Regions from separate parts of the Homo sapiens genome. Here region 1 is linked to region 2. The links are chromatin loops, found by intact Hi-C in ENCODE. Cell type or tissue: PC-3. All regions are shown on one strand. Links, peaks and the distances in the headings refer to the core of each region. The heading gives the core; the rest is flanking DNA. Region 1 overlaps MANBA (mannosidase beta). Region 2 overlaps MANBA (mannosidase beta).

Evidence for each region. Peaks named below come from ENCODE experiments on the same cell type or tissue, not always from the same donor. Only the 100,000 strongest peaks of a DNase experiment are listed, where the experiment ranks them.
Region 1: a loop joins it to region 2, with 1.9 times the contacts of the local background. A loop is called at or near these places in 3 of 110 quality-filtered maps.

The regions. Positions count from the first base shown.
Region 1 is chr4:102,681,776-102,692,574 of GRCh38, reverse strand. It overlaps MANBA (mannosidase beta), which reads left to right. Exons shown (of 17, transcript NM_005908.4): 6 at 1,804-1,979; 7 at 2,891-3,001. Among named protein-coding and RNA genes, the nearest start is that of MANBA, 74 kb to the left of the region's middle. RefSeq lists an enhancer at 4,816-4,865. In PC-3, for the core only: no CTCF peak of the experiment used is centred there; a DNase peak (open chromatin) is centred at 4,684; H3K4me3 peaks cover 346 bases; H3K27ac peaks cover 1,494 bases.
Region 2 is chr4:102,725,821-102,736,619 of GRCh38, reverse strand. It overlaps MANBA (mannosidase beta), which reads left to right. Exons shown (of 17, transcript NM_005908.4): 2 at 9,937-10,031. It also overlaps the pseudogene LRRC37A15P, the pseudogene KRT8P46 and the pseudogene LOC100288914. Among named protein-coding and RNA genes, the nearest start is that of MANBA, 30 kb to the left of the region's middle. RefSeq lists enhancers at 2,007-2,056, 6,144-7,138. In PC-3, for the core only: a CTCF peak has its summit at 5,243 (motif pointing left); no DNase peak of the experiment used is centred there.

The sequences.
Region 1 (10,799 bases), core at 2,895-6,894, 44 kb after region 2:
TGCGTAACTTTAAAAAACGGTCTGTTTTTCCACCCAGCTCTTGTCCCAAGTCTGTCCCAGTGCTCTATCTTGTTTAAAAATAAAAACTAAACACAAAACCAAACCCGGAGACATTATACAAACAATATAAATTTGACAGGAAATGGAGGACAGAGTCATACTGCGCGTATATAAAACTCTACTTCAAAACCTCTTCGAAACATTCTGACAACCCCAAACTCTGCACCCAAAGTTCATCCCTCATCTTTCTTCTTTCCCTATAATTCTCCTCTTCGGTCTTGTTTTCTCTTCTTTCTGATCAACACTCTTCTTTGCCTCCTCTCTGTTCCTGGCTTTTCCAAGTGGCATTTTCTGGGGCTTTTTGTACACAGAGAGATTTTATATCTTTCTGCTTCTTTCATATTCATCCTTGTATATCACTGTGCTGGGACCTTTAGCAATTCTTATAAAATGCAGATCTGGTCATGCTCTTTGATGAAAAATCTTCAATGACTCCGCATTGATCTGGGGTGAAATTGCCAGACTCCTTACCTGTTCGAAAAGACCCAGTGTCATTTGGACCGTGCTCAACTTTTCAATTATGCTGACCCCCTCATCAATTTTGTTATTGCCCAAGTTCCTTGTTTTCCTTGTTATGGCATTGCTGTCTCACTCATGGGCCTTCACATGCTTCTCTGTGCCCAGAATCCTTATCATCTTCCTCTGTACTTAGCTGAGGCATCCTTCTGGTCTCAGCTAGATACCACTTTCTAATGAAAGCATTCCTTGGCCAGGCATGGTGGCTCATGCCTATAATCCCAGTGCTTTGGGAGGTAGAGGCTGGAGGATTGCTTGAGGCCAGGAGTTCAAGACTAACCTGGACAACAAAGTGAGACCTCATCTTTACAAAAAGTAAAAAGAAAATTAGCTAGGTGAGTGGCACATGCCTATAGTGCCAGCTGCTCAGAAGGCTGAGGCAGGAGGATTGCTTGAGCCCAGGAGTTCAAAGCTACAGTGAGCTATGATTGTGTGACTCCCGGGGCAACAGAGTGAGAACCTGTGTCAAAAAAAAAAAAAAAAAGGAAAAAGAAAAGAGAGAAAGCCTTCCTTCACCCTCTCTGTATTAGCTGTGCTTTCTGATGTCCTGTTTTTATTTCTCAGGACAACCTTTTATTTCTCCTGTCCTGATATTATTATGCTTTTGAATTTGTCTATAGACTTTTAGTTCATGAGAGTAGGGGCCATGTTTATCCTGGTCACCATTTAATTCCCATCACTTAGCAGAGTATATGGCACATAGAAAGTCCTCAGGAAATATTTATTGGATAAATTATCTACATTTAAAGTATAACTTTATTTTTTCACATTTGATTAATTTTAATACATATAAATTTATACCTTATTACATAACTTTAAAACCCATTTACATTATAAAGTAAAATACTATTACTTTTTACTTTATAAAGTATTTTTACTTAATTAAAAAGGAACAAATGTGTATTATTCTTGGAAAATTTATTTTATCTTTCCATTTGTCATTTTCTGTTTATGCTCCATAAAGTTTTTATGACTTACAATCATAACATTTTTAGAGTGGAAGTCTATGTAAAATATACCATTTTTGTTATTCTTCTTCAGAATGAAGGATTAAACTGAAGATTAAAAGAAAATTTCCACGAAGTTTTGATTATGACAGCATTGTGGAGCACATACTGGGTTTGAAGCTGCTTTAGTCTTACCTTCAATGAATCCTGAGAAATGCAGTGATAATGCTTAGCATATTATATATATATATATATATTTCTTTTTCTTTTTATATTTTAGATAAGAGTGCCCAGGAGTGGAATCTGGAAATAGAGTCTACATTTGATGTTGTCAGCTCAAAGCCAGTTGGTGGTCAAGTGATCGTAGCCATCCCTAAGTTGCAAACACAACAGACATACAGCATTGAACTTCAACCTGGGAAAAGGATTGTTGAGCTATTTGTGAACATTAGCAAGGTAAATGATGGTACTTCCTGAGAAGCACTGGATGAAAAGCAATACCTGTGCTAAAGAAATGATTAGAAAGGAGGGACTAAGTATGAAAGAAAATTCTACTTTCTCTGCTTATATTTGTCATTTTCTTCTCTATTTTAGTCTCTCATATATTTTCTGTGAGTATGAGCTAAAGAATGATTTTCCCAAACTTTAAGATTAAGAAAATAGAGAATATATTATTAATTTGGCAATTCTTTCTCTCATTTTATTTTTATCATTGTATTTTAATTTTCTGTAGTATTTGTAGTATCCTAAAGCCAAAATACATTCTATGGATTATATTTAAATAGCAGTGGTTATTTTTGATACTTGTCAATTATTTTGATTATTGATACTTATTCTACATGCACAATTTTAATTCTAAACTCATGATCTTTCATATATCAAGGTAGAACGGATTATTTTTATCTTTTCTTTTTCTTTTTTCTATTCCTCTAATTGATAATTGTGTACTGAAAAAGGTGGAGCAAAATAACATTCAGTAGCTGTTGAGATAAAGTAAGAACTCAAAATGATTTTTAGTTTTTGGCTTGAAAGAAGAGTCAACTTCAGAGTCCCATTTTAAGTGTTAAGAATGTGGAATAAATGTAAGCTCGGTGTTAGGGATAGGGAGAGTTGTTTTTCTGAACACTCATGTTATTCTGTTCTTTCCTTTTGCTTTTGATGTATTGATCCATGCTAGATTCCCAGCATGCTGATTTTTAAATATTATCAATGAATTGGTCTGATTGGGCATAATATAGGTGGGGAGACTTACATTGTTTTAGAACCTAGAGTTTTGTACTTGACTATTTGAGAAATTGATGTAATGCTTTGAGCCTTTTTTGCTGAAAATATGACATATTAGAGTGACTTTTAAATTTTCTTAAAAGAATATTACTGTAGAAACTTGGTGGCCTCATGGACATGGAAACCAGACTGGGTACAACATGACTGTTCTTTTTGAACTGGATGGAGGCTTAAATATTGAAAAATCAGCTAAGGTAAGTAAGTAATTTAAAATATTTTGTGAAATAATTTTATTTCTTTTAAAAATAGTAATACAGATCTTCATGGGAAAAGAAGAAACCGTCAAAACTCTTGTGTCCCCACCCATCAGAGATCATCTTTAGTAACAGCATTCAAAAGCTTCTCTCTCTGTGTGTGTATATATACATACATATATATACACACACACATATATATATATATATATATTTTTTTTTTTTGAGACAGAGTCTTGCTCTGTCACTCAGGCTGGAGTGCAATGGTGCAATCTTGGCTCACTGCAACCTCCACCTCCTGGGTTCAAGCAATTCTCCTGCCTCAGCCTCCCAAGTAGATGGGATTACAGGCACCCGCCACCACGCCCAGCTAACTTTTGTATTTTTAGTAGAGATGGGGTTTCACCATGTTGACCAGGCAGGTCTTGAATTCCTGATATCAAGTGATCTACTGCCTTGGCCTCCCAGAGTGCTGGGATTACGGGCGTGAGCCACTGCGCCCGGCCTTATATTTTTAAATGGATCATACTTTAGATATTATTTTGTCAATAAGTAGTCTCCTGCTATGATTTAAAATTGTACCTTATATCAAAATAATACATGTGTAATTTTAAAACTCAAATATTACTAGTAAGTTTATATGAAAAATAAGACCTCTTGCCCATCACTTCCTATTCTTACTTCCTACTCCCCAGAACCAACCATTTTTAACTTTTATTTATTTCCTCTGACATTCTTCTTCATTTTTCTGAATAAGGTGCTTCTACTGGTGTTTTCTGATTTTTCAGTTTTACCCATTTTAGGATATAGCACTAGGAATTGGAAAGAACTGCACTTTGTTATTTATTAGCTATAGGCTACTTACTTAATCTCAAAATATGTAAAATAGGGACAATAAGAACGAGATGGCTTGGATCTGGCTTATAAGAGTCATGGCATATAGTTAGTAGAAATGGTATTAACCCTCTTCAAAGATCTCCTCCTCTCCCAGACACCAGCTTCGGTGTTTACAGTTGGCTGGTGTCACCTCTTACATTTGGTATTTCCTCTCCTGTGGGCCAGACAACATGCTAAGGATGGAGATATGTCCTTCAGGAGTGCATTTTCTGTTTTTCTTTTGTTCAATCATGCTGTGTATTTTCTGAGACACTGTGAATGTGTGTGTGTGTGTGTGTGTGTGTGTGTGTAAGGGGGGAGGGGAGAGAGAGAAAGAGTGTGTATGTGTGTGTGAGAGGGGAAGAGAGTGTATGTGTGTTTGTGTGTGTGTGTGTGTGTGTGCGCGCGCACGCACACATGCACAGAGTTATGTACAGGGAGAACATCCTGGACCCGTCTTAAGGGCCAAAGCATTCACTCTTGTCGTACCCCTCTTGGCTGAGAGGATGTGTGCTGTCTCACACAGTGAGTTTGTTGTGTGTTGTTTTCATGAAAATGTAAAAAATAATGAGTCATTCCAACTTACTACAGAGAAAGAAGAGGAACTTCTGTCTTTTTCTAAGGGAAATAATTCTTTTACATTCAGGCTAATATGACTGTATTATTGTTCATTACACATAAAGATGCCAGCCTTTGAATCGAGCAGCAACAGGAGTTTGCTTTAAGGAGGATGTTTAACTGCCCCACACCTTGAGTTAATGCATGTGTGTGAAATGTGCTCTTTGGCTGTGGCTGCCGTAGAGTTGCTATTTTTTGAGGCTGATTCATTCAGTAAATACTTAGGGCACACCTACTGTGTTTTGGCTATTTTGCTAGGTGCTGGTGATAGAGCTGTGACTAAGACACTGTTTCTGTTTCTCTCTGAGACCTTAGTAGAACTAATGATCTGATTGGGAAGTTCAATCATTAAATGAGCCATTGGAATATATTAGCACTCTAGAGATGTAGAGAGTGCCATGGAAGTGCAGAGCAGGGGCATTCTGGGAAGATTCCCAGAGCCTGTGTCCTGAGGGATAAGTAGAATTTGGCCAAGTAATGTAGCAAAGAGGCGGAGGGAAAAGAACGTGAAGGCCCAAGGACTAGAAAGGATGTTGTGTGTTTGCAGAAGTGAAAGAAATTTCAATGCAGTTGTGGTTGAGTTTGAAGTTGAAGAACAAGAGATGGTGTTGTAAAAGTAGCTAGGACAAAGTCCTGCAGGGCCTAGTGAGCCACGTGAAGGAAGAAGCACTGTCCTGAGTGCTGCCAGGATTCTTGGAAGGATTTTAAGGAGGGGGTAAGGATTATATGCATATTTTACAAAGATTGTGTAGATCAGATTGGAAGGATGGCAAGAGTAGGGGACCAGTTAGAAGACTGTGGTGGTGATTCAGACAAAAAATGAGGATTGGTTGGTCTACAGAACTGCTGAGGAAATAAATCTGAAAGAGATTTAGGATATAACCTCAGCAGGCTTGATGATGTGGGGGTGGGAAAAAAGAAGGAGTTAGGAATGGTTCCTCAGCTGCTGGTTTGGGCTGCTGAACAGGCAGCCTCTGAACAGGCAGGGCAACTCTGTTCATTGAGTTACATTACTCAGAAAGAAGAGAAGGTTTGGGGGAAGGGGTTGGGTGGAAATTATTTCAGTGTTAGATGTGTTTTGTGTGGGGTGATTGAGAGACACCCAAGGAATAATATTTGATAGGTGTTTCATTAGATAGATCTTAAGCTTAGGGATTGCATGTGGGTTAAGGATATAGATGTGTAAGTTAGCAGAATGTAGATAATTGTAGCCATGGTAGCGGATGAAATACCTCAGGGATGGCACAGAGAAAAGAGCTAGGACAGAACCCCAGGCAGTCATAATTAGTAAGGTTGGGGTTTGGGGAGAAGCCAGTAGAAGAATCTAAGAAGGAATGGTTGACGAGGTGGAGGGAAAACCAATTTGAGTGGGGAGTCACAGAAACCAGAGGGAAAGAGTGTTTTAAGAAGCAAAGAATGTTCAGAGTGTTGAATGCTGCAAGGGAGTTCAAGTTAGAAAAGAATTGAGAAAGATTCTTTAGATTTGGTGGCAAGGAGATTACTGGTCACCTTGATCAGCATGGAAATCAAATTGTAGTGGGTTGAGGAATGACTCAAGGTATGGAAGTAAAGACGGTGAATATAGGCAACTCTTCTGAAAGCGTCTGATTGGAAACTATGCTTAGACCAGGTGGTAATGGTGGCCAGTTGGGATCAGATTGGCTTCACATAGGCAACTGAACAAATAAGTAAATATATTGAAGTGGTGGAAGCCAGCCTTTTCATGAATGGAGAAAGGTGGTATCAACATAGAAGGGGGGAAAGCTACAGTGGATTCAAATTGGAGCTAATAGTATGAAGTTATGATTTTCAGTATGTGTAGACAGAGAAATAAATGTCTTTGTAAATGCATGTGTATGTGTGGGTAGACACACACACACACACACACATTTCCTAGTTCTTTTCACACATTTCCTAATCCTTTCTCAGAGCGCCTGGGAAGAGTGGCTCTCTAGTAGCAGTGAGTAGATTTAGGACCCATATGTTGATTTGGAATACCACTCTGTGCTGAAAGCAATCAGGGCTCTTTGGAGAAATGACTGATTCTCGAGCTGGAGCCTGAAATATCTTGCTGTTCCAGGAAGTAAGGAGGTACTCAATAATAATGTGACACATTGAAAGGACACAAGGGCCTTCAGTCTTCAGTCTTCAGTCTTCAATCTACTATAATCTTCAAAAATGTCAAGGAAAGATTGAGGAACTGTCCTACAGTGGAAGAGACTATGTACGAACTGGGTGCAGTGCAGTGATCTTTTTTGTCATAATGTTATTGGGGCAACTGATGAAAACTTGAATGGGGGGGTCTCTGGATTCTTTGTATTATATATAGGAGTTCTTTGTATTATTGTTGGAACTTTATTACAAGTTTGCAATGATTTCAACATAGAAAAGGATACCATTAAGAGAATGGAAAGCAACAGCAAAATCCTGATGGAAAGGGGCCAGTAGCGAGGGAAAGACTAAAAAGAGTTAGAAAGCAGGGAGGTAGTTGAGAGGGCAAGGTCTCTGGGAGGTAGGAGATAAGAAGAGGATGGATTCACTTTGGGATGGGGGGCTCTGTTTTCGTTGTAATAGTGGTGAAAGATAACACATGGGAGGAAAGGATGCAGCTTGAGGATGGAGGTAATTTTGAAGGTCTCTAGGACCATTTAAAGTATATTTTCTTTCTATAAGACTGGCAAACACTTTTGTCAGTGGAGTTTTAGGGTGAAAAAGTAAGCCTGAGAAAGAAAGCTAGGGAGTTTTGGTCAAACAACATTTTATTTTTTATTTATTGTGAAATATGACACATACAGAAAAATACACAAGCCATAAGTGAAAAGCTTAATGAATTATGAGAAAATGAACACTCAGGTAACTGTCAACATGTTCAAGAAACAGAACATTAATTACTAGCACTTCACACCTCAAACTCTCCCCTCCCTTCTGCGAGCCTCCCCAGTAATGACCCCTGTTTCCTTCCCGAAGATCCACTATCCTGACATCCATCACTAGGTTACTTTTGTCTCTTTTTGAATTTTATGTACATGGAACCATATAGCATGTATTTTTTAGTGTGTGGCTAATTTGGCTCAGCATTATGTTTTTGACATTTAGGTACAGTAGTGCCTCCTTATCTGTGGTTTCAGTTACCCATGGTCAACTGTGGTCTGAAAATAGTAAATGGAAAACTCCAGAAATAAGCAATTCATGAGTTTTAAATTGCTCACTGTTCTGTGTAGCATGATGGCATCTCGTGCTGTCCTGCCCTGTCTTGTCCAGGACATGAATCATCGCTTTGTTGAGCATATCCTTGCTGTATACATTATCCACCTGTTAGTCACTCAGCAGCCTTCTCCTTTATCAGACAGAAAAAGTCATAGTATATATGGGGTTCGGTACTATCTGCAGTTTCAGGCACCTACTGGGGGTCTTGGAGCGTATCCCCTGCAGATAAGGGGGGACTGCTGTTTATTGTTCTGTGTAACTGTAAGTTTGTCTATTTAAGTTGTATAAAATTTTATTATACTACACATTTTGCTGTTGCAATTTGAGTAGTTGCCAGTTTTGGCTATTCCAAGTAATGCTGCTGTGAACATTACTGATATAACACTCGGAGCACATATGCCCCCAACGGCATGTCTGCTGGGAGTGGAATGGCATGATTATGGAGGATGCATGAGTTCAGCTTTGTAGATTATGCTAAACTGCCATCCAAAGTGGTTATATGAGACTTGCCTAGGCTCCTCATGCTCGCCAGCACTTGGTACTGTGTCAGACAGGACATTGAACACTGTTTTCTCATCACCAGCCCCTCCTTATTTCACCTCTATTGCTCTTGTTTATTGTTACCCTGGGCTTGCTTTATGCAAAAATAATTCTGTTTTAAATATACCTCATTGAAATCCATCTTGCTTCAGTTTTATATCTTTGTTTCATGCCTCTCCTCTTCCACTGAGCTTAGAAACGTGTTTAGGATTTTTTTTTTTTTTAACTGAGTATATCAGGAGACAGCAGCATATCTGACTCAGACAAAAGGTCCTGGGGAAGTTACAGATTTTGAATGCAGCCCATACAGCAGAAATGTATGGAATCATGAAAAGAATGCAGACACTTGAGAGAGAGGAAAGGGCCGACTACATTTCTTTGTGAACATGGCAGAATATCTTGATGACTGAGAATTTTCTTATGTTGAGTGACATTGGGGCAAATGGTTTAAGCAAGAAGGGAGGTAATATAGGGAAAATATCAACAGGCAATTTAAACATTAATAAATAACAAAATAAAAAATAAATGTTGGGATATCATAAATTCTGCCAAATAAATCATTGCCTGAGGGACCTTAGAATGTGAGTCTGGGAGAGTTAGCTTTATCAGTTTGGGAAACCAAATTGATTTTTTAACAAAAGAAAAAGTTTTGTGTATAAGTGGGAATGGTAGAGGATACTCTGGGTAAATGGAATAAAAAATCTGACCAATCAGTTTTTGCCATTTTCTGCCCAGGTTAACTGAGTGTTTTTATCCTACTAATTGATTGTACTGAATTGACTAGGTAACGTGTTTTAATGAACTAATACATATTTTTGAATGCTTATTATGGCTTGCCTTTATGGAAAAACAGGAAACCAATTAGTTGATATTTCTCTTACACCTAATTTATTTTATAAGAATTTCTCAAGTATTCTATGTATAAGGTATCGTTTTGCTAAAAGCAGCAGAAGGCTGTTGCTGTGTACGTTTGCTCCTGGGATCAAGATTCTCCAATTAAATTATTGTAGGAAAATAGATGTAATAATAAGTACTCTACAATCAATTAAAACTTGTGTTTCATAGTTCCCAAGCCAGAGGAGGTGAATGATTGTCCATGGCTACTACAATTAGAAAAACAATTGGGATTTTTTTTTCTTTTTCAGTTTTTTTTTTTCTTTTTTAATGTCACTTTGTTCTTTGTTTCTTAAATTCCTGTCTTCATCTTTGCAAATTGCACAGGGCAAAAAACCAACATAATACTAGTGGAATTTTTTCTAAGTGCTACTCTTGGCTCTCTAAAGACCTTAAAAGTACATAGCCAAAGATATGGAATTAGGAATAATCAAGGTGTATTTTTGTATTGAGAGGGCACAGAGATTATGAAGTGTGTCTCCTTCTGTATTAGGTTTCTAGGTCTATTATTACAAATTACTATAAACTGAGTATCTTAAAATTTATTTTCTCACAGTCTTGGAGGCTGGAGTCCAAAATCAAGGTGTCGGCAGAGCTGTGTTCCTTCCGAAGGCTCTGGGAAAGAATTCTTCCTTGCCCCTTCCAGTTTCTCATCATTGCTGGCAATCCTTGGCTTGTAGATGCATCACTCTGATCTCTGTCTCCACCATCATATAGCTTTCTCCTTGTGTGTGTCTCTTGTTTCCTTTTCTTATAACTACACCAGCCATTGGGTTAGGGCCCAGTATGACCTCATTTTAACTAAACTAAATATATTTGCGAAGACTTTATTTCCAAATAAGGTTGTATTTTTGGGTGGACATGAATTTTGGGGGGACACTGTTCAACCCAGTACACTGTCCTTTTGGCCTTATTCTTGTCAGAAGTTTTATTAAATATTTCCAAGATGGCTATAGGCAGTGACTTCTCCAGGTGGGCCTTGGGAGCAGTTAGCCCTAGGTGCAGACAGTAAGTGGGTGAATTGTGTGTAGACTATAGATTGGCCTGTTTTTCATTATTACTATATACTGGCAATCCTATTAATAAATAATGCCAGTGATAGAATACTTCTCCTACCCTCCCCCTCCACCAATCATATGTTGGTCTAAGTTTTAACTATGTGTTTGGTTACTCTTGAATGTTAATAATATACATGTATGCTTAGATTTGGCACATTTTTATTACCAGTCCTGTAATAGACATTATATTCTACATGAAAGTTAATTTGGAGTACTTTTTTTTTTTTTTTTTTTGAGACAGAGTTGTCTTTTGTTACCTAGGCTGGAGTGCAATGGCGTGATCTCGGCTCACTGCAACTTCTGCCTCCCAGGTTCAAGCGATTATTCTGCCTCAGCCTCCTGAGTAGCTGGGATTGCAGGCACGCACCACCATGCCCGGCTAATTTTTGTATTTTTAGTAGAGATGGGGGTTTCTCCATGTTGGTCAGGCTAGTCTCAAACTCCCGACCTCAGGTGATCCACCCGCTTCTGCCTCCCAAAGTGCTAGGATTACAGGCGTGAGCCACTGCACCTGGCCTGGAGTACTCTTAGTTATACAGTCATTCCCGGATACATGAAGATTCAGCTTCATACAGTCATTTTGAAAGCAAATTTATAACAGTTTG
Region 2 (10,799 bases), core at 2,958-6,957:
TTTATTTATTTTTGCCCAAGTGTCTAAGAAAACAACGCCTGTAAACAAGATAGTTGAAAAAACTTTCTCCATTTAATTCTATTCGAAGTAATTGTATCTGGGGTAAAGTCTGACATTGGTCTGAAGCAGAACTGGGGAGTGGAAAAGCTATACCTGGTTAAGTAGTCTCTGTATCTATAATCAGGTATAATGATGGAGTCCAGAAGCTTACTGAGAAAATGAGACTGATGATATTGTCATTTGCATGCTCTGATGACACATGGTTTGTTGATGTACAGTAAACATAGTAAATATGGTAAGTATCAATTATAAATCACTAGCCGAGGCACACACGGCATGTTTATTTCATGGCTGCTGCTTTATAAGCACTGACATTGTAACTATTGGTGGTGTTGTGATGTTAATGGTAGTACTAGGTAATGACTAAGTATATGGACCCTGGAGCCATCTTTCCTGGTTCTGAGTCAGTCCTCCACCACTTAATAGCCATTTGAGTTGAGCTTTAGAGTCTTTGTTGGTAAATGGGTATGATAATAGTACCTACCCCACTAGGGTCACAGGCAGTAACTTTTAACTATTATTATTGTTGTTGCAGTTACCAGCTGGTATAAACGTGTAAGTATATGTAGCATGAGGCATTGTAGTATAGTCCAAAAAATTCAGACCTTGGTGTTAGACTAGATTGGTTTCTTTCCTCAGTGTACATACTTCTGCTTAGTTGTGGCACCTCAGGAAAGCTACTTCACTTTTTGGAGCTTTAGTTTCTTCCTCTATTAAATGGTATTTACTGTACGTGTTTATTATGAAGATAAGAGTGTATGAGTGCCTACTTTAGAGGCTGATGTATAGTAAATGGTTGACAAATGATACTTTTATTTGTTTTAGGGTTCATGGGTTTGCTTAACAACTCAGGCTGACATGGGTCCTTAGTCATGAGAGGTAACCCTGAGCTGCTGTTTGCTATAAATAAGGCTCAGAATTTCAGTATGATCAAATAGGGTCAGACCAACCTGGAACCAAATTAGGTTGGTTGATTGGCCTTTGGAATAGTTATTTTAAATGTAATTTAAGCCTCTATAACTTTTTTTTTTTTTTTTTGGTATTTTCTCTTAGTAAGAGAAAAATTTTTAGTAGACTTTTCTTTCTTTTTTTTTTTTTTCAGCATGCATGCAGTTTATTCGCCACATTTCCCCCAGGAACTCTCTCTGGTTAGGGAATGAAAGAATTGAAGGAATGGGGGATGTACAGGTGGAAGTAAAAGGCACACCTTGAACGTGCTATGATGGGTTGAAGGGTTGAAAAGAGGTTGGTCTGAAATTGATGAGCCTCCCATTTCAGAAGCTCAGGAAGTTTGTGTCCAGGAAATATGCATGCCTTCAGCCAAATCCCTTGCACCTGATAGAGCAGAAGCAGGCACTGCCTACCCTGGCCTGGGCTGTCTGCTGGCTCTCATGTCAGGCATTTTCTGGGCCTGGCTGTCGCAGCTAGTGGGATCACTAACATTGCATGGCCATGGCGTTTTGGCCTAAACAAACAGGTGAGGCCTGGCTCTGTCTACACAGCAGCAAAAAAGGTGACTGATTAGCAGGAGATCTGTAGTGCACAAATAATGGGAGAGGGTGGGCTTGTCAGCATTAGATAATGACTCCAAAATGTAATGTAAACTCACAAGGAGGGGGTGACTCAAGGCTGGACACATGACTAAGTAAGAAAATGTGACTCTGTGAGCTGACCCAACTTCTAAACAAACCTCCTAATACAGTCACAGTGTGTTTCAGTCCCCTTGACTCTAAACCATCACAGAAGCAGAAGGAAGAGGAAGTGGTGGACTGCACAGCTGGAGCCTGGGGACTGTCATGACTGTCTAGATCTCTGAGGTCAGAGGGTGTCACAGCCTCCTCAGACCCTGAACCTGGGATGGAGAGGGGGAACAGGATATAGATTCCCAGGAGGGCTGTCCCCAAGGCCCTCTCCCTGCCTGTCTGGCTCCTCGGGCCTCCTCTTCTACCGCTTCTTCTTGGTCTCTTTCTTGGGCCTCTTGTTCACAGAAGGAACAGTAGCCTTGGGCTTCCTCGTCACCTCAGCACTTCTGAGCTCAGATGGTTCAGCCTCCACCTCGTGGAACTTGGGAATGGGTATGATGATGGCCAGCACACAGATGAGCTGGAAGATGGCTCCCAGGAAGAGTCCGTACCATAGCAGGTTCTCCAGGAAAGTGGGCTCAGGCACCTCCAGAGGTGAGAAGTCTAGGTCAGAGGCCATGGCCCAAGTCGCTTGCTGCCTGAGGTCTCTTCTGACTCACCACTCTTCAGAGCCAACTCTCACGCTGCTGCCCTTCTCCCCCGGAAGAGTAGACTTTGTAGGTTTACAGCAAAATTGAACAGAAAGTACAGAGGGTTCTCACATAACCTCCTACCTCCTTGCATGCACAGCATCCCATTCTTCAACATTCCCCACCAGAGTGGTACATTTGTTAGAATCAATGAACAGACATTGACACATCTTTATCAGTCAAAGTCCACACTTTACATTAGGGTTCATTCTTGGTTGTACATGCTGTGGGTTTGGACAAATGTATAATGACTTGTATTCACCATTGCAATATTGTAAAGAATAATTTCCGTGCCATAAACATTCTCTGTGCTCTGTTTATTCATTCTTCTCCTCTGCTTAACCTATGGTAACCACTGATCCTTTCACTGTCTCCATAGTTTTTTCTTTTCCATGTCAAAAGACAAAATTACAACAAATGTAGTTAAAGATCAAATTGTTTTTTATTTGTGATTCATGAATCAGGAAAGCATCCATTCTACAAAATACAGTGAGCACTTTCATGGGGCCATGGAAGAATAGTGGGTTTTGTAAGGAACAAAGAAACAGAACAGTAGGAAAAAAACTGATTGATTAACATCAGATTACTTCAGGTTACTTTTCTAGAAAGGGTAAAAGCAGAGAGAACCGGCCAGTGTGGTGGCTTACGCCTGTAATCTCAGCATTTTGGGAGGCCAAGGTAGGAGGATTGCTAGAGCTAAGGATTTTGAGACCAGCCTTGGCAACATAGTAAGATCTCCATCTCTACAAAAAAATAAAAATAAAAAATTAGCTGGGAGTGGTGGCATACATCTGTAGCCCCAGCTCCTCAGGAGGCTGAGCTGGGAGGGTTGCTTGAGCCCCGGAGGTTGAGGCTGTAGTGAACCATGGTTGTGCCACTGCACTCCAGCCTGGGTGACAGAGCAGAGCAAGACCTGTTTCAAAAAAAAAAAAAAAAAATGCAGAGAGGACTTCCTTACTCAGGTGAACAGGAATCTCAAGTTTTCAGGAAAAACTGCCCTGTTTGTGGATCTACCTCCTTCGTTAAAGTTTCAGTTTGATTAAGTGGTACTTAGCATGAGTGACTGTTTTGGTTTGATCTGGTCTGCTGAGGCCTAGTATAGGAGCTCAGTCAACAACGGCCTCCTGTAATTTTTATTTAACATCCAGAATGACATATAGTTGAAATCATACATTATTTAGGTTTTTCAGATTGGCCTCTTTAAGATAAAATTTTAACCTATAAATTATGTTTGTGTCGAAAAAATATATCTGGGAAGATTGCCCTCTTGAACCAACTTGCAGATTCCTTCAGGGAGCTGGGAGAAAGGAAGGGGACTTGTGCCCCGTCAACCAGATCATCAGCCAGCCCCCGGGCTTAGTGTGTTGATGTGTTGTGGCTGAATTGCTCTCACACCTTCCTTCTCATGATATTTTTAACTGTATTGGACTAAGTCCACAGTGTAGAGTTATAAATAGGTCTTGGGGGAATGACATGGTCATGCTAATAATTAGGTGCCTCTTCAACCCTGTGTCTGTAAATATGTGTTCCATGTTTGTTCATTGGAGAGGCCGAGTCCTGTGTGGGAGATAAGTTGGCTGGGCTTGGCACACGGCATTTAACAGAACAAAACCTTACCATTAACCAGACCTTAAAAGCCAGTTTGGTGATTACGTGTTGTTTTAAATCTCATCAGTCACTCTCTCCTCTAGTAGCTTATCAAAATATTTCTTCCAGTTTGGATCAGTTTCTGGCAGATACCTATCTTGATCTTGATACACTCCCACTGATGTTGTAGTGCTTCTTACAGATTTGCCCTGGGCAACTGCCTAACTGGCCATTGCCAGCCTAACGTGTTCATCTGGCTCTTACCTGTGTGGAACTTAGACAGAGTTGGCTTTTCCTTCTTGACTTGGAGTTACGGTCCCTAAGGAAATAACTTGGATCTGTCCCTGACAAAGGAGGGGAAGCCCCTCCATGCCTGCACAATTCCCTTCTATATATTGTTCATGGATAGATGAACTGAAAAGATTTGTTTGCCACTTTCTGTTCTGCCTCCTGTCTTGAGTATTCCTCTGGGAGATAAAGAGTGGAAAGAGTCCAGATGCGGTGGCTCATGTCTGTAATCCCAGCACTTTGGGAGGCTGAGACAGGCAGATCACCTGAGGTCAGGAGTTCGAGACCAGCCTGACCAACATGGTGAAAACCCATGTCTACTAAAAACACACAAAAAATTAGCCAGGTGTGGTGGTGCATGCCTGTAATCCCAGCTACTTGGGAAGCTGAGGCAGGAGAATCGCTTGAACCTGGGAGGCTGAAGTTGCAGTGAGCTGGGATTGCGCCATTACACTCCAGCCTGGGCAACAAGAGTGAAACTCCATCTCAAAAAAAAAAAGTGTAAAAAGAGTGGAAAGGGGGTAGGAGAAGAAAGACTTAAGGATTTATGAAGAGGCAGACTTGGGTCTAGACACTCAGATGGAGCAACATCTATGAACATCTAGGAGGCCAGTCATCTTGGGCAGGGGTTAGCAAACACGTTCAGTAAATAGCTAAATACTAAATATTTTAGACCTCGAGGGCCAGATGGTCTCCATCATGTCTACTCAACTCTGCCACTATAGCACCAAAGCAGCCATATGTAAATTGCAAAGGAAAGGGCATGGCTGTGCTCTAGTAAAACTTTATTTATGGGCACATGTCCATTCTTACTTAGCTTGCTAGCCACACAGAGACATGTAGTGAGCTGAATGTGGCCTGTGGGTGGCAGTTTGCTGACCTGAGGTAGGATAATATAAGAAACCTGATGTTAATAAGTTTTGAAGTATCTCTGCTGCCTGTGTATTCTCTGTAGAGATCCTTTTCATGCTCACTTAGCTAAGTGAAAAATAACTGGAAATGCTAAGTGAATCCAATGAGCGGAAGGGAGTTGTGCTGACTTTTGGGCAGTAGAGAAGTATTCCCCCTGGAGGCTGGCTGGGATAGTGGCGCAAACAGCACAGTGAGAACCACAGGGCAATGAGAGACTGCTGGCTACACACCACAGATTCAGTCTTTCATTCTCTGCTGATACTGGTGGTTTTGTGTTTGGTTTTAAAAGGGGAAGCCAATCTTTTTTTTTTTTTTAATTCTTTCAGCAAGGCAATTTACTTCTGCAGAAGGGTGCCACTTGCGTCAATCAAGATCGCAAGAGCACAGAGAACAAAGGAGACCAGGGGGTTTTTATCCTCAACGCAGTCCCTATCTCTGTGCTACTCCCCCTTGGGCTGGGGTTGGACTGCACAGTTTGAGCTGACCCAATTGGCTACTTGTACATATTTTTTTAAATATAGAAGGGGAGGGGGACAGAGGTGGAGCGTGTGAGATGTGCAGTTTCAGGGGAACATGGGGTGCAGGTAACCAAGGGAACAGATGTGAGTTATTGATTAGAGCTGACGGGAAGCGGGTAGGCTGTTTATGGTAACTAGGCGCAAGGAAGAACAAGATAGTTGAGTTTGAGGACAAAGTATAAGGAAATTAACAAGCTAAACCCTATAAGAGAAACTCAGAAAGACTTATTGTGTCTTACCTGACAGTTGAAGAAGCATCTATCTGTAGGGAATCCAGAAGGAGCGTTCATGAAGGTATTACAAGCCCGGAAGAAGCACACGAGCACTGAGCTGACTACTGAGCTGGAGGCGGCCTCAGACAGCAATGGCATCAACTTGTCAGGCTTTGGGAGTGAGCAGCTAGACATCAATGACGCACTAAATTACGTCTTGCCTTATTTCTCATAGAAAAATCTATAAGATGTAGAATCAATGTTGTTACTGTTAGGGACGAGCTGCCCCAGGAACCGCCCCCGCAGTGCAGCTGACCCTTACCCCGAATACTCTGCAGCTGCATTCCTGAACCCTTATCTAGGTGCCACAGCAAGGTTGCCGACTTGCTACACTAAGCAAACCCTGCTTACAGCCCTCCAGGTGGCACAGGGAAGGTCATGAGAAATGTGGATAAATCTAAGTTATACCCTCTTGTAAATTCCTCCGGTCATGAGACGATATGTGGTAAAGTTAACTGAAAAGACCAAGAAGCAGCTTCTCCACTCCTTCTGGGATCTCTATCTGGTTCGGCCTTCCTGCCCCCACTCCTGCCTCCACCATGTCCATCAGGGTGACCCAGAAGTCCTACAAGGTGTCCACCTCTGGGCCCCGGGCCTTCAGCAGCCACTCCTACACAAGTGGGCCCAGTGTCCAGATAAGCTCCTCAGGCTTCTCCCTAGTGGGCAGCAGCAGCTTCCAAGGTTGTCTGGGCGGAGGCTATGGTGAGGGCAGCAGCGTGGGTGGCATCACCACCATCACAGTCAACCAGAGCCTGCTGAGCCCCCTTAACCTGGAGGTGGACCCCAACATCCAGGCTGTGCGCACCCAGGAGAAGCAGCAGATCAAGACCCTCAACAACAAGTTTGCCTCCTTCATAGACAAGGTATGGTTCCTGGAGCAGTAGAACAAGATGCTGGAGACTAAGTGGAGCCTCCTGCAGCAGCAGAAGATGGCTCAGAGCAACATGGACAACATGTTCCAGAGCTACATCAACAACCTTAGGCAGCAGCTGAAGACTCTGGGCCAGGAGAAGCTGAAGCTGGAGGCGGAGCTTGGCAACATGCCCGGGCTGGTGGAGGACTTCAAGAACAAGTATGAGGATGAGATCAATAAGTGTACAGAGGTGGAGAATGAATTTGTCCTCATCAAGAGGATGTGGATGAAGGTTACATGAACAAGGTAGAGCTGGAGTCTCACCTGGAAGGGCTGACTGACGAGATCAATTTCCTCAAGCAGCTGTATGAAGAGGAGATCCAGGAGCTGCAGTCCCAGATCTCGGACACATCTGTGGTGCTGCCCATGGACAACAGCCGCTCCCTGGGCATGAACAGCATCATCGCTGAGGTCAAGGCACCATACGAGGAGATCGCCAACTGCAGCCAGGCCAAGGCTGAGAGCATGTACCAGATCAAGGATGAGGAGCTGCAGATGCTGGCTGGGAAGCACGAGGATGACCTGCAGTGTACAAAGACTGAGATTTCTGAGATGAACCGGAACATCAGCCAGCTCCAGGCTGAGACTGAGGGCCTCAAAGGCCAGAGGGCTTCCCTGGAGGGCACCATCACAGATGTCTGCAGCACAGGGGGCTGGCTGTTAAGGATGCCAACGCCAAGCTGTCCAAGCTGGAGGCCGCCCTGCAGCAGGCCAAGCAGGACATGGCATGGCAACTGCTTGAGTACCAGGAACTGATGAACATCAAGCTGGCCCTGGACATCGAGATAGCCACCTACAGGAAGCTGCTGGAGGGCGAGGAGAGCCAGCTGGACTCTGGGATGCAGAACATGAGTATCCATACAAAGACCACCAGTGGTTATGCAGGTGATCTGAGCTCGGCCTGTGGGGGCCTCCCAAGCCCCAGCTTTGGCTCTGGTGTGGGCTCCAGCTCCTTCAGCCGCACCAGCACCACCAGGGCAGTGGTTGTGAAGAAGATCGAGACCCATGATGGGAGGCTGGTGTCCTAGTCCTCTGACGTCCTGCCCAAGTGAACAGCTGCGGCAGCCCCTCCCAGCCTGCCCCTCCTGCGACTCTCCCAGAGAGCAGAAGGGAGCACAGGGAACGTGAGACCCACCTGAGGCCCAGCCCTAGCCCTCAACCCACCCACAGGGTAGTTTACTACCTGGGGACCCCCCATGCCTATGCCTTCAGCTACAAAACAATTCAATTGCTTTTTTTTTTTGGTCCAAAATAAAACCTCTGCTAGCTCTGCCAACAGCTAACCTTATAGTTACCTGTTTTTTTCAAATGTGAAAGATGGGTATTCCGAAAAACCATACAAAGAGTCCCTCTCTTCAATCTGCATCCAAAAACTCATGAAATTAGAAACTGTCCAACCACAGGAAAACAGCCTGGCTAAGATTCAAAGTGTAGGCAAAAGCCTGCAGAGAGTGAACAGAATCCTCATGGGCCCAAGGAGCATCCAGAAAAGTCACTTCAAAGAGGTGGGAAAGCAGAGCAACAGGAAGGAACAGGGTGCCTGGGCATTTGTGGAGAATGCTGCCAAAGAAAAAAGGCTCAGGAGTCCAGCCCCAAGGGAGCTGGAACAGCCTCACATAGAGCAGGGGCATGAGAAGTTAGCAGGAAACGCCATCTATACCAAGCCTTCGTTCAACCAAGAGCATAAGGCAGCAGTCTTCTCTTTGCTGAAACCCTTCTCCATGGGCGTGCCTTCTATCTCCACCCCTGCAAAAGCCCTACCTGTGGTCAGAAACAGATTGAAAGACTTACCCATTTTGGTTTTAGAAAATGCAAAGTTGAGTTAAAACCAATCGTACATTCCAGAAAAGTTCTCTCAGTAGACTTTGCTTGCAAAGAGGCCTCCATTCTCTGCAGTGAAAAGCCTCATAAATGCCCCTTCACAAGGGGCTTTTTCATCTTTAGGAGACCTGAGTCTTCAGGAAAATCCTTTTCCGGAAGTATTTCTCCATCAGAATGTTTTAAAAGCACCACTGCAAGAAATGCCTTTGAACAAAACATTTTTATGGAAAACACTACTATGCCAGAAGGCACCATCTCTGAAAACACAACCTACAACCATCCTCCTGAGGGAGATTCTGCTGAGACTGCGTTCAACTTAGAGAAGACTGTGAAACACAATGGGAATACAACAACATGGGCACTGGCCTGTCTCCCGAGCCCAAAAGCTTCAATTACCCATTGCTCTCGTCCCCAGGTGATCAGTTTGAAATTCAGCTAAACCAGCAGCTACGGCCCCTCATCCCCAATAATGATGTGAGAAGACTCATTTCTCATGTTATCTGGACCTTGAAGATGGAGTGCTCTGAGACCCATGTGCAATTGGCCTATACCAAGCTCATCTCCAGGACAGGCCTCCTGATTCATCAGTGAGCAGCAAGAAGTAAAGATGTCCAAGGCAGAATGGGATACAGACCAATGGAAAACTGAGAACTATATCAATGAGAGCACGGAAGCCCAGAGCAAACAGAAAGAGCAGAAGTCAAGTGAGGTGAGGACCACACAGAAACATGAAACCCAGATTTTCCTATCATTTAGCATCTTCCAGGAAAGTGCCCACACAGGAGAACCTGGGACTCCCAGACCATAGTTTGTCTTGGCCATGTAACTTCAGCCGTGACAGTGATCTCCCACTTTGCTCATTTAGAGAGTGAAACAGGTTAGTACACAAGATAAACTGTAGGCCGGACATGATGGCTCATGCCTGTAATCCTAGCACTTTGGGAGGCTGAGGTAGGTGGATCACTTGAGGTCAGGAGTTTGAGACCAGCTTGGCCAACATGGTGAAACCCTGTCTCCAAGGGGAAGCCAATCTTAATGCCCACCAATTTTCTTTGATAATGAAGCTGTATTATTTATATCTCAGAGGATTATTTCATTTCAGGTAATTTGTTGGAATTTTCCCTTCACATTTTTCAGTATTAACGATCTGTCCCCTCTTTGTACTACTAGGCTAAAAGTTCGTTAATTTTTAGGTGATAAATAGCTGTTGTTAATAATTTATTTTATGTTTGTTTTATTAATTTATTTGTGCATATTTAACCATCTACCATAATTTTTACCTTGTATCAACAGGATTCTTACTACAGATTTAATGACCTTAACTACAGATGGGTCTCTTTGGATAACTGGACCTATAGCAAAGAATTTAAAATCCCCTTTGAAATTAGGTATGTATGTTTGTGGGTGTATTTTTATTATTATTTGAACTTTTCTTCTTTTTCTATCTGGGCAAAAATGTTGTGTTTTGTTTGTTTTTTTTTTGTTTTGTATGTTTTGTTTTGTTTTGTTTGTTTAGGTTACATATCTGAGAGTTAAGTAAGATGAAAGCCTTGTACTATAAAAGTGAATATATTATTTATGTTTTGTTTTGTATATGAGGATGGTGCTACTAATCAACAGTCACCAAATTGTGTCTTATGGAGTCATTTTTCCAGTGGTTATGCCCTATGTAGTGCTAACCAGCCATTGAGACTATGACCTTGACCTATACTATGTGGTGAAGCCAGGAGGTGAAGCACAGATACTGTTTTCAGTAATGTTCTGTTATTATAAGCAAATATTTCCATATGAGGTAGAATGTTACCCAAAGGTACCACCACTACTGCTAAATGAAAAAAAAAATCCTTCTGTCCCTTTTATGTGATTTTTTTTTTTTGGTAATTATTTACTAGTCTTTTAAAGGGGGGAAAAGGCCAGAATATTGTTATCAATATCATGGAGTTACTGCTGTGCTCCAGGCTTTTATTTACAGATAATATTTAGAATATCTTTCGTAATGGTTCTATTTCACCTTGAACTCAACATATCCAATTGATTTTCCCCCTTAAAACTAACTTTATATTCTAACAGCTTCATTGTTTTTCTTGATGTAACACCATTTTCCAGTCTATGTCTAAGGTGCTTTGGGCTTATTACATCTTTTCTTCATCTTCCTG